Linked DNA regions of Homo sapiens: region 2 is linked to region 1. Evidence: read pairs that join two places in POLR2A ChIA-PET (ENCODE). Cell type or tissue: MCF 10A. All regions are shown on one strand. Each heading gives the region's core, and the rest is flanking DNA. Links, peaks and the distances in the headings are about the cores only.

Evidence for each region. ChIA-PET counts read pairs that join two places held together with the same protein. Peaks named below come from ENCODE experiments on the same cell type or tissue, not always from the same donor. Only the 100,000 strongest peaks of a DNase experiment are listed, where the experiment ranks them.
Region 2: POLR2A ChIA-PET joins it to region 1 with 19 read pairs; 6 of 35 experiments call an interaction of 5 or more read pairs at or near these places.

Annotation. Positions count from the first base shown.
Region 1 is chr4:41,886,883-41,892,275 of GRCh38, reverse strand. LOC124900696 (a long non-coding RNA gene) reads left to right here and starts at 1,344. Exons shown (of 2, transcript XR_007058105.1): 1 at 1,344-1,394. In MCF 10A, for the core only: a CTCF peak has its summit at 3,962 (motif pointing right); DNase peaks (open chromatin) are centred at 2,765 and 3,995.
Region 2 is chr4:41,936,986-41,942,378 of GRCh38, reverse strand. It overlaps TMEM33 (transmembrane protein 33), which reads right to left. Exons shown (of 7, transcript NM_018126.3): 2 at 3,683-3,777; 3 at 2,996-3,183. Among named protein-coding and RNA genes, the nearest start is that of TMEM33, 4.3 kb to the right of the region's middle. In MCF 10A, for the core only: no CTCF peak of the experiment used is centred there; a DNase peak (open chromatin) is centred at 3,158.

The DNA of each region.
Region 1 (5,393 bases), core at 300-5,299:
GGAGGCCGAGGCAGGCAAATCGCTTGAGCCCAGGAGATTGAGACCAGCCTGGGCAACATGGTGAAAACCCATCTCTATAAAAAAGACAAAAATCAGCCGGGCATGGTGCTGCATGCCTGTAGTCCCAGCTACTTGGGAGGCTGAGGTGGAAGGATTGCTTGAGCCCAGGAGGTCAAGGCTGCAGTGAGCTGTGGGCATGCCACTACACTCCAGCCTGGGTGACACAGCGACATAGACCATTGCTGCAGAATCATCTGGTATATTTTTTCAGATGCGGGCTTCTGGGCCCCACTCTAGATATAATAAAATGATCTCTGAGGGAAATCTGAGAATCTGAATCTTTTATAAACACCTATCCAAGCAATTCTTACACCATTAAAATTCAAAAAGCACACGCTTAGAGCCTTTGAGGTCTCTGCTGAGACTTAAATATCATTTGATGAGCTTGCAATACAGTTAATGGATAATAGCGTGAGTGGTGATAGCCTCAATCCTTATCTTGCCATAAAATATTCCATGATTTCTACTTTGGTTTCTTACCTGAATCTTGCAGGAATCTTAGGGTTTGCATAAATATTCTTAGAATCCACTGACAATCTGGTCCAATCTTTGTGCTTTTTATTGATATTTGGTAAATACTATTGGTCCACATGTAATATAACCAGACCAATGTTATTTTCACAATTTGTACACACAATGGACTATTAAGTACTTTCTTCTTCAATATAGCAAGTACAGAATCAGCCAAATGAAGTAAATTTCCAGTCAAAACCTACGGTTATTTACTTGGAAATATCACCCCCGCCAACCCCCACCTTGCCCAAAAAAATGCTGAATTAAGATTACTTCCATGGTAACATAAGAGCATCTCACAGAGAAAGGAAAATAAATTCATGATATTGCTAGAATGAATACCATCCTTGACTAAGTGACTGTTCACTGAGAACAATTGCCATTTGGGGGTCTTTTTCTCCCTGGATAAGGTTGTAGTCTCTCTAGCACGGGCACCACTGAGCTACAATTGTATGTATAATTGTGTGGTATCTTAAAGGCATTTTCTGTGTAGTGTTTATCAGAAAACAGCAGAAGTATACCAGAACCAAAAATACTTTTCTTCACATTGTCAAGAGGACTTTCATGCTTTTCATCCATTCTTCAGAAAATGAAAAGCTAATGCCATGTAATCACAATTTCCTGGGATTCTGAAAAACCGTTAAAGAGGCACATTGATGGCCTCTGAATAGAAACACTGTAGCGCGTTTTGGATTGGCTCTGTTCTGGGGGTTCTTGACACTCATATGCTCAAATCAGAGTGGTCAAAGGTTTCTTTTGTGTCCAAAACACCCAGACGGTCTGATTTCAACCATGCATGTGCTTCTGGGTGAATGCAGATGGTAAGTTTTCTTTTTCTTTTTTTAGTGGGGAAAAAAAAAGAAACTTAATTAAAGCCCATGTTAATTATGTTGATAGTTGAAGCTTGATAATTATGAGAATTTCGTTTTGTAGGTATCTAAAATAGGGTGCTTTAAAGTTGTATTGTCAGATGAAGTGTTTTTCTTTCTGTGGTCTAGATTTATTAAAACCAACCAAACACCACATAAAGTTAGCTTTATTAGAAGCAGGAATAAACAGGAAGATTTCTGGCCATGTTAATATTTAATTTTAAGACAAAGTAGCACACCTGTGTTACTAAACACATTAGGCTGTATTTTAAAACCATGTTATGTTTCTTGAACCACTGGCACATCTTCCTCCTTCTCATATCTTCAAAAACATTGCTGCAGTGTGTGCTTGTATGTACTATCCTGAAGCAGTTTCCAAGAGCTGCATTGATTCCCAGGAAAATGGTTGTACAGAAACAAAACTGGCTCATGGTGTATTCCCAGGTACATTCAACAGCCAACTTAACGTATTACTACTTACTGTGTGCTGACCAGTGTGCCACAGAAACCCACACAGTGTCAGCCATAGTGATTAAACAAAGTGGCATGGGCAATGTCAACAGTCCATGTTTCTGTGTAACAGGACATCTGATTTTGGTTCTCCAAATAGGAAGTGGCTCTTCCTATCAAAAGGGAGCGTTTGCCTCTTGCAAAGATGATGAATTAACCTTGGCAGTCAGATGGGAGAGTCAGAGAGCTGCAGCCCCAGCAAGCCAGGCTCTGGATGAGTAAGGAAGTCCATAAGGACTTGAAACTAGAAGCAAGTATCTCAACTGCTAGGGACAAGAACAGCATGGATCACCCAGAAAAGGAGCACTGCAGGGCTGGGCATGCTCCCCGGCCACCTTTGAGAGGGTAAACTCACAGGATATTCAAGTTTGTTGTAAAGGTCTCATCTTAGATTATGAGTTCAGTTTTCAATAAAATTTTTTGTGCCTGTCTTAGTCTGTTTTGTGTTGCTATAACAGGATACCTGAGGATGAATAATTTATAAAGAAAAGAGGTTTATTTGATTCATGATTCTTGTGGCTGGAAGGTTCAAAATTGGGCAGCTGTATCTGGTGAGGGTCTCAAGCTGCTTCAACTCATTGTGGCAAGTGGAAGGGGAGCAGGTATGTGTGCAAAGAGACTGCATGGCAAGAGAGGAAGCAAGAGAGAGAAACAGAGGAAGTCATATGCTTTTTAACAATCCACTGTTGGGGAAACTAATCCATTCCCTGAAGGACTCACTCACCTCCTCAGGGGAGAGTATTAATCTATGTATGAGAGATCTGCCCCTATGACCTAAATACCTCCCACTAGGCCCCACCTCCCAACACTGCGAAATTGGGGATCAAATTTCAACATGAGTTTTGGCAGGGACAGACCATATCCAAACCATAGCAGTGACCTGCATTAAGTCCAGTGTCAAAGAAACCCTTTAACATGTTATATGCAGAAATGCAGATGTGGTTCATCTGGCATGAACAAGAAACTTTTTCTCAAAAGAATGAAAACAGATACATAGTCTTCTTTACTGAGTTGGGTAAAGCTTGCTTTGGTCAGGATATGCCACATATGAGTCTAACATGTGTGAAGAATCTTATATATTATCCTGAACGAAACAGTTAAATAATCATATTTTGGTTGTGTAGGATCCACCATGATTTTGTAAGAAAGAAATGAATAAAAATAAACTGAGAGCTGAGGTTTTCTGGGAAAAAAAAAGGCTTTGAATGATCCAAGTTCATAGATAAGAGATATTTACTGCACCTTTAATACGTGCAATGCTCTGATAGGTGTCACAGTGATAAGGGTAGTGGAAGGTGTGGAAAGGGAAAGGGGTTGGGTCTGACATAGGGTTAATTCTAATCCCCTACAACTTCTACACTGGTGAACAGCAATGCTCAGAAGAGAGATCCTGTGACATCCTAAAATGTTCTGTAACTCATAAGCAAGGCCATTTATCATAGGGTTGAAGTGCATGCTCTCTGGAAACTCATGACCTGGGTTTAAATTCCAGCTCTATCATTTTCTAGCTGTGTGACAGTTCTCAGCTGCCTCATCTTCACAAGAGCAATAGTAACCATACCTATTCATAGAAAAGGGGAAATTAAATGAACTTAAGTACCTGATGTACTTAGTATTATGTAAGTGTTCACTATTATTGTCAAGTACTACTGAAATTGACATTCAGCAGTCCATGTATTCCATTACACACTGTGTACTAATTCTTTGCAAATGATTAGCCTATGTAAGTTATATCAGCGACTGTAAGATAACCGAATTAGAATTCACAATTCCCCAGCCATTCTAGAAAAATGGAAATTTGCTGTACAAAGATTATGGCCCTGTCCTCATAATTGAGGGTATTCCAAGAATATCTGGAGGAATCTTAGAGTTCTGTTTTTTTATTGAATTTGACATATTATGAATTCAATTCTTATTGTTCATGGAATATAATTCATATTAATTGAAGAAAAATAATTCAGACTATGGCCTGAAATTACAAAAGCATGCTAACTTTCATGTGAGCTGACAGTTCTTGTCCACCAGGGGGCAGTCCACTCATTGAAACCAAGGACAGAAATAACTAGAATAAATAAAACCTGTAACTTAAAAATAAAACGCATTTTAAATAAGTTTCAGTTTCAATAAAACTTTTATAGAGATACAATGACATAGAAGAACCAGTCCTTGTTCCTGCCTTCTGGTAGACAGACAATCAAGAGACAGAATAAAGCAAAAGGTAGTACTAATCTACAATCCAGTCTCAGGGCCATCTAGATAAATGAGGGGCCTGGGGGCACTCTATGAAGTGAACTGAACCAAGGCCAAATTCACTGTACAGAACAGGATTTAAATGCAAGAGAACTAGTGACAATCAGAGGGAGTATTAAGTCTTCAATTACATAGATGTTCATCAAAGGGCATTTTATAATGCCTGCCTCCTCTAAAATGTGGTGAAAGCAGCAGTAGCTGTAATAGCAGAACTATGAGCTTCTCAGTTAAGAAATGCATCCCCAAGTTCAGGACTACTGGTCCTTATCTTGGCAAATCTAAAGGACTTCACATCCGAATAAATAAATGACTGTTTCATATGCCAAGAAATGACATTTAGCCTTAAAATAGATACATCCCACTGCCAGAATACAGAAACCATACTTCATGATAGAATAAAATCAAACATTTTAAACTCTGAGCTTTCTTTGCATCTTGGTGAAGCCGATTTGGTGGATTAGATTTTTCCTAGCAAGGAACTAAGGAACAGTTGAGTTCAAACATACTATTACATAATCTGCAATTATCCAGGAACCAGTGGAGTATAGTAGAAAGATCAATGACCTTGGTGTTAAAAGAGCCAGTCATAAATCTTAGTGTCTCTACTTTTCATTTATATACCCTTGGGCAATATATATGTAAGGGAGTTTTGCAAAACTATGTGGAGCACGATATCATACATTCACAAGGTTTTATTAATTACAAAGGACTTTTCAACACAGTGTTTCCTCATAAGATCTTCCTTAGATGGAATTTTGCAAGGGTTAAATGAGATAATTCACATAAAGCACTTGGAGGGTGCCTGAGAATCAGAATAAGAATGCAATGAATGGCAGTTATTATTAATAGTAGTAGTATTAGTTTGACCCTCATGCCAATCCCGTGTGCTAGAGATTGTCATCTCCACATTGCGAGATTTTAAACAACTGCAGCCCAAGAGAAATAAAGTGACTGGTCTAAAGTCACAAAACAGGAATATTAGAGCCTGGACTGAAGCTCATGCATGTTTTCCCTTTTCCAGCATACATTCAGGACACTATTTACAATGAGCTTGAGCAGTATCACAAGGAAGAGGGTTTTTTCCCTTTGAAGTGAAAGCCCAAGTGGATGCCCCACCATTGACTTTCCCACTCTTCTGGTCCTGGCCTCGTAGAGTCCCTGACCCCAAGAGCTCCTTCAATGCATCAGTAT
Region 2 (5,393 bases), core at 294-5,293, 50 kb before region 1:
TCCCTAATATAGTTCTCCAAATTAATATCCTGACCAACTCATTCCCACCTCTAACAAGAATTAAGAAAAATGTCCATTTCCTAAGTAGAGATCATATATGTATATAAAAAGTTTTAAATTTTTTAATGAATCATAGACTACTTTGAAACTGATGGAAGCTACAACCCTCTCCAAAAGTCACTATAAAACTCTGTCGATCCTTAAAGAATTCAATTTAAACTTTGACACATATCCAGACTGAATTCAATAAAAGGGGCAGTGTCAGGTAGTGAAAATAGAGCCCTGAATTGGGAGTCAAGATACCTGAGTTCCACTCCTGACTCTGTCACTAACCTAATTTTCCTAGGTCAAGTTTCATGCTCTGGCAAATGAGTATGCAGAGATCAAAGCTAGAAACTGCCAATGAGTCTTTTATGTCTAACATTCTATAGTTCACAAATCCTTGGTAAGAGATTCATAATCTTAGTCTTCAACATTACTCTTAAACTATTAATACAATGTATTTAGAAAAGATAAGAGGTGAAATGCCCTATCTGTTATTAATCAAGCAAGGACAAAATATCACTTTTATAAGAAGAAGGATCAGAACGCAAATCTGTAATATTACTTTGGGCCCGCTTTTATTTATTACCATATCACTTTAATAATCAGATTAGCATTTGCTGCCAATTACTAGTTTATGTTATTCCCACTGTTTACTACATTCCCTTTGTAAGAATTTAAGGAATATGAAATCCTTAATCTTCAACATTCCCAGGAAAGAGGGGCTACCAAATAACCAACTGTATAAAAAGGCAGAAAGGTTTTCTTCACCAGTCATGAGTCTCATTTGGCAAGACCTCAGGATTCACTCAACAAAACTTACTGAGTGCCTGATCTGTGTGAGGCACTGTTCCCAAAGTTATTGACGTATTCAGTTTACCCTACATTGAAACACATTTTCTGTCATTTCTATTTCTCCCTCCAAAGAAATTTTAAGCTACTAAAAGGCATGACCAAAAATCTCTACATAACTTCCCGTTATAGCTCAGAAAGGCTAGAATTTTAACATTGGTGACTGCAAAGCACTTCAATCAACAGAGGCTGGTCAAGCCAATAATATGCCAAACAAATGTGATTATCATTTACAGTTGTAGTATAGTAATCATTTAATGAGTTTTACCTAAAAATAAACCAATACAAATTATGATGGGACATTACAGACTCATGCATTGAAACAGGAAAAATTTTATCCTTACATTTCAAACTACCCACATTATCTCAGTGAAGTGAGTAATTTAAAGGGAATCTCCATATACTGAATATTTAAATGAAATTACCAGGTTTACCCACATACAGAAAGAAATATTTTTAATGTATACTTAAGTATTACTCACCCACTAACTGTAGATAAGGTAGAGCTTTTAAGTTAGAAAGACTTTTTCAGCATTACTACTTACTAGCCAATGTGTGGGAAGTGAATACTGACAATCAGCAAATCAGCATCTTTATTAAAAATATACCACAACAATTTTTTTCAGAGTGCTACAAAGATTAAATGTCAAGTTCTTTTTTTTTTTTTTTTTTTTTTTGAGAAGGAGTCTCGCTCTGTCGCCCAGGCTAGAGTGCAGTGGCACAATCTCAGTTCACTGCAACCTCCACTCCAGGGTTCAAACGATTCTCCTGCCTCAGCCTCCCGAGCAGCTGGGACTACAGGCACATGCCACCATGCCCAGCTAATTTTTTGTATTTTTAGTAGAGATGGGGTTTCGCCATATTAGCCAGGATGGTCTCAATCTCCTGACCTCATGATCCGCCCACCTCAGCCTCCCAAAGTGCCACCGCACGTGAGCCACCGCGCCTGGCCTAAATTCAAGTTCTTATACTGGCAAAATAGGTGCTCAGGAAATTTCGGTTTCCTCCTATTTCTTTTCCTTAAGACTTATAAAAATCTATTTAAAAATTTGATACTTCATGAGCATAGGTATCTAAATAGGTAATATTCAGTCTCAGAGGAATATTTTATTGTGCTTTACATAACATACAGATGTATCATAAATATTCAAAAGCTCTTAGACCAGCACTTCTCAATGCACAAAATGATTTGCAGAGATAATCTACAGGAAAAAAAACAACCACAAATTTAAGTTTAAAAAACCCTACTAACTCTCTTAGTTTCACAACACACGTTAGAATACCAAAGCCACTATAGTAAAGAACCCTATTTAAAAATGTTTGACCTGGCTGGGCGTGATGGCTCACGCCTATAATCCCAGCACTTTGGGAGGCAGAGGCAGGTGGCCTGGGCAACAGAGCAAGACTCTGTCTCAAAAAAAAAAAAAAAAAAAAAAAAGAAAGTTTAACCTAGTGTTCACTATAGAACCTCTTCCCCATTTTTCCCCTCCTTTATGGACTACCCAGTATCATCCCACAACACACCTTTGAAATGTGAAAACATACAAATTCCAAATGAATTATTTCTCATTAGCTTCACGGATTATCCATGTGTGTCCTTATTTTCTACTCTATACACAGCAAATATTAATTTCTTTGTATTGATTATCTCATTACCTGCTTAAATAAGTTGTTTCTTGGTTAAATTCCATTTGTATCTAGTTCACTGGGGTTAAGATGGAAAGAGCTGAGGACCTCTCTTTTTTAAAGCAAGACATCTGGACACTTTGCCAAAAACGTGAATTAAATGAAAAAAATGTAAATATTAAAGTAAGTTCTGCGTAAGGTTGTGCTTCGAAGGGGAATTTGAAAATATCCATTCTAATAGGGAAGCTTACAAGAGGCAAGAACAAAGATAGTTTAAAATTCCTAAATCAGCTCTTCAAAGTTTAGATTTCACATTTTAAAGTCAGAAATTCTTACACTAAACATATCTTCATTCAAATGAAGTGCCGAGAACAAACCCAGGCTTCATGGAATGCCTTCATTGCTGAAATAATCAGAAGAGATCTCCTATATGCTTAGTTGGCAATTTCATTGTTAACAAGGTAGAAAAGGATACTTGTAACTGGATAGGAATTTACAAAGATGAGTGAATACAACAGGTAGTGGCAGCTGTCCTCTAACAAAGCCTGGGCCAGGAATGCTCTGCTTAACTGGAAGTGTGGTAATCTTTGATGCAGCCTCAGAGCACTGGTAAGAGCATTTGCCAGCAAAGCACGTTGGTAAAAGCTTGCTGCTTCATGCAACCTGCAAATTACCAGAGGAGAGGTTATCATGAGACATAAACAACTGCAGTGTCTCTTCCTCCTTTGTGAATTGCATCATAATTGCACAACACCTAAATCACTTGTCAATAGAAAAAAATTACATGAACTTATTCTACCGTTTTAATAGCTTCACTTCATATATATGCCCAACTGAATTTCTTATAATCAATTTATAAAATTGAATTTTATAAAGCAGGACCTTCCTGTCAAGTAATAAGTAAAAATGAAAAAAACATGAACTTATCTCATTCCCACACATCAATTTTTCCTTGGATTTTCAATGTGTTAGTTTCACAAAGCACAAGATATAAAATATTCCTCTGATAATGTTATTAGGTTGTTAGTACCTGAAGGCTGGAACTTGTATTTTATTTGTCCCTAAACCCTTTACAGGTTAATAAGTCTTACACCTAAAAGGCACTCCATATAAACTGACTCAACAATTGAATATCAAAGGCAGCAATATGTATAATACATACCCAAGAAGAGGCAGAACAAACAGAGCAGAGCAGTAAACTGTGAACAAGCGAGAAAGCCACATTGCCGTGTCCAGTTTATTGGTCATCATGAATTGCTAAATTTAAAAAGAAAAATACTGTAAGCTATGCCTGCAAATCATGTTTTTAAGCATCAAGACTGTGTGGTTTTTATGTCTACTCAAAATATTTTAATCTTCCTCCATTTGTTTTTTTAGATCATTAGGTGAAAACTCTAAGGCAATTACATGTTTCATGTATATGCTTAATGAGAAGTCCAAACACCTTATAGTTTTCATGTGGAAAGCACAAGAAGTACTTAAACAGAAATAAATAGAAAAATATCAGCTGACATTTTAAAAAAATGCAAAGACTAATTAATTAGAAAAAATAATCTTAACAGAAATTCAACTACAATTGTCTGTGTTCCTTTAACACTTGCAATATTGGCTTCATCTATTTTAAAAGAACATTAAACAAAAACTAATTGCTCTCAAGAGATCCATATGCCTATTCTTAGCAAAAAATCTCAAATCCGAATAGGTAGGTCTCAGAGCTGAGTAAAACATCACATAAAGCCAGTTGGGATTAAAGAAACCTTTTGAAGAAGAAATATAAAACCATGATAGTAGTAACAACTAAACTCATTCGCCTTGTAATCTGCCTACATGCACAAGGGCCTGGCATACTCTAGGTGCTCAAAATGTGGCTGACAGGTATTAAATGGCCACCTGCCTCTCTGATTACACCACTCTCTTTATCACCTCCATGTTCCCCCACAAGTCTTACCCTAGTTTCGGTGGTCCTAGATTAAACTTTCCTATACCATTTTCTTCCCCCATTTTTTTCCCATTCTATCTTTCCTTTGCTGCTTTCCCCCCAATACTTATGTCTATTACCACTAAAGCAGAATCTTAAAATGTGTTTTCTCATTAAAATGTATCTTATATTCAAAAGTGGCTTTTACATTTTTTGTCTAGGATCTTCGTAATTTTAACATTGAGATCCATATACATGGATATATAAACAAAAGTTTCACAAATATTTACCCTACTGTATATAATGGATTTTGACATTTTCTATTTAATTTTTTAAAAATAGCTGGTGTTTACACTAAACTGACTTCTCAACTCACTAATGGGTCTACCTGAAGTCTAAAAACACTGCTCTATGTAATTTAATTTCATTATCTTTTGAAAAAAAAATATAAAAAATTTGAGGGAAAAATCCAAGTACATTGTAAAATTCCAGGCTGTTTTATTTTATGTCTTTTTAACCCACATGTAGGTAATTTCAGAAATATGAAATACAACTTTGATTTATCATTAAATCCAGACTTACCGTACTGTGACTCCAATAAACTGAAATGATTAGCAGTAATCAAGTGAAGGATGAATCCAGCTTACTGTGCTCAGTTTCTCAACAAATATTATGACTGGGCACCACAGCTTGAAAGTTAGTTTTAGAACATTCTCCTTAAAATCTATTTGTTCAGGTTGTTTATTCTGCAATAAATCATTGAGCTATGCGTTTCATTTTGTACACACTTATGTATATTATACAATTTTAAAAGTTTAAGAAAGTCTATTGGTATACATTTTTTAAGAGTAAACTGTCCAACCATCAGGCAAAAAAAAAAAAAAATCACTAGATCTTTGGGTGAAAAATTGTTGAGGAGCAATATTCACACAGTGTCACAGTATCATGCCAAAGA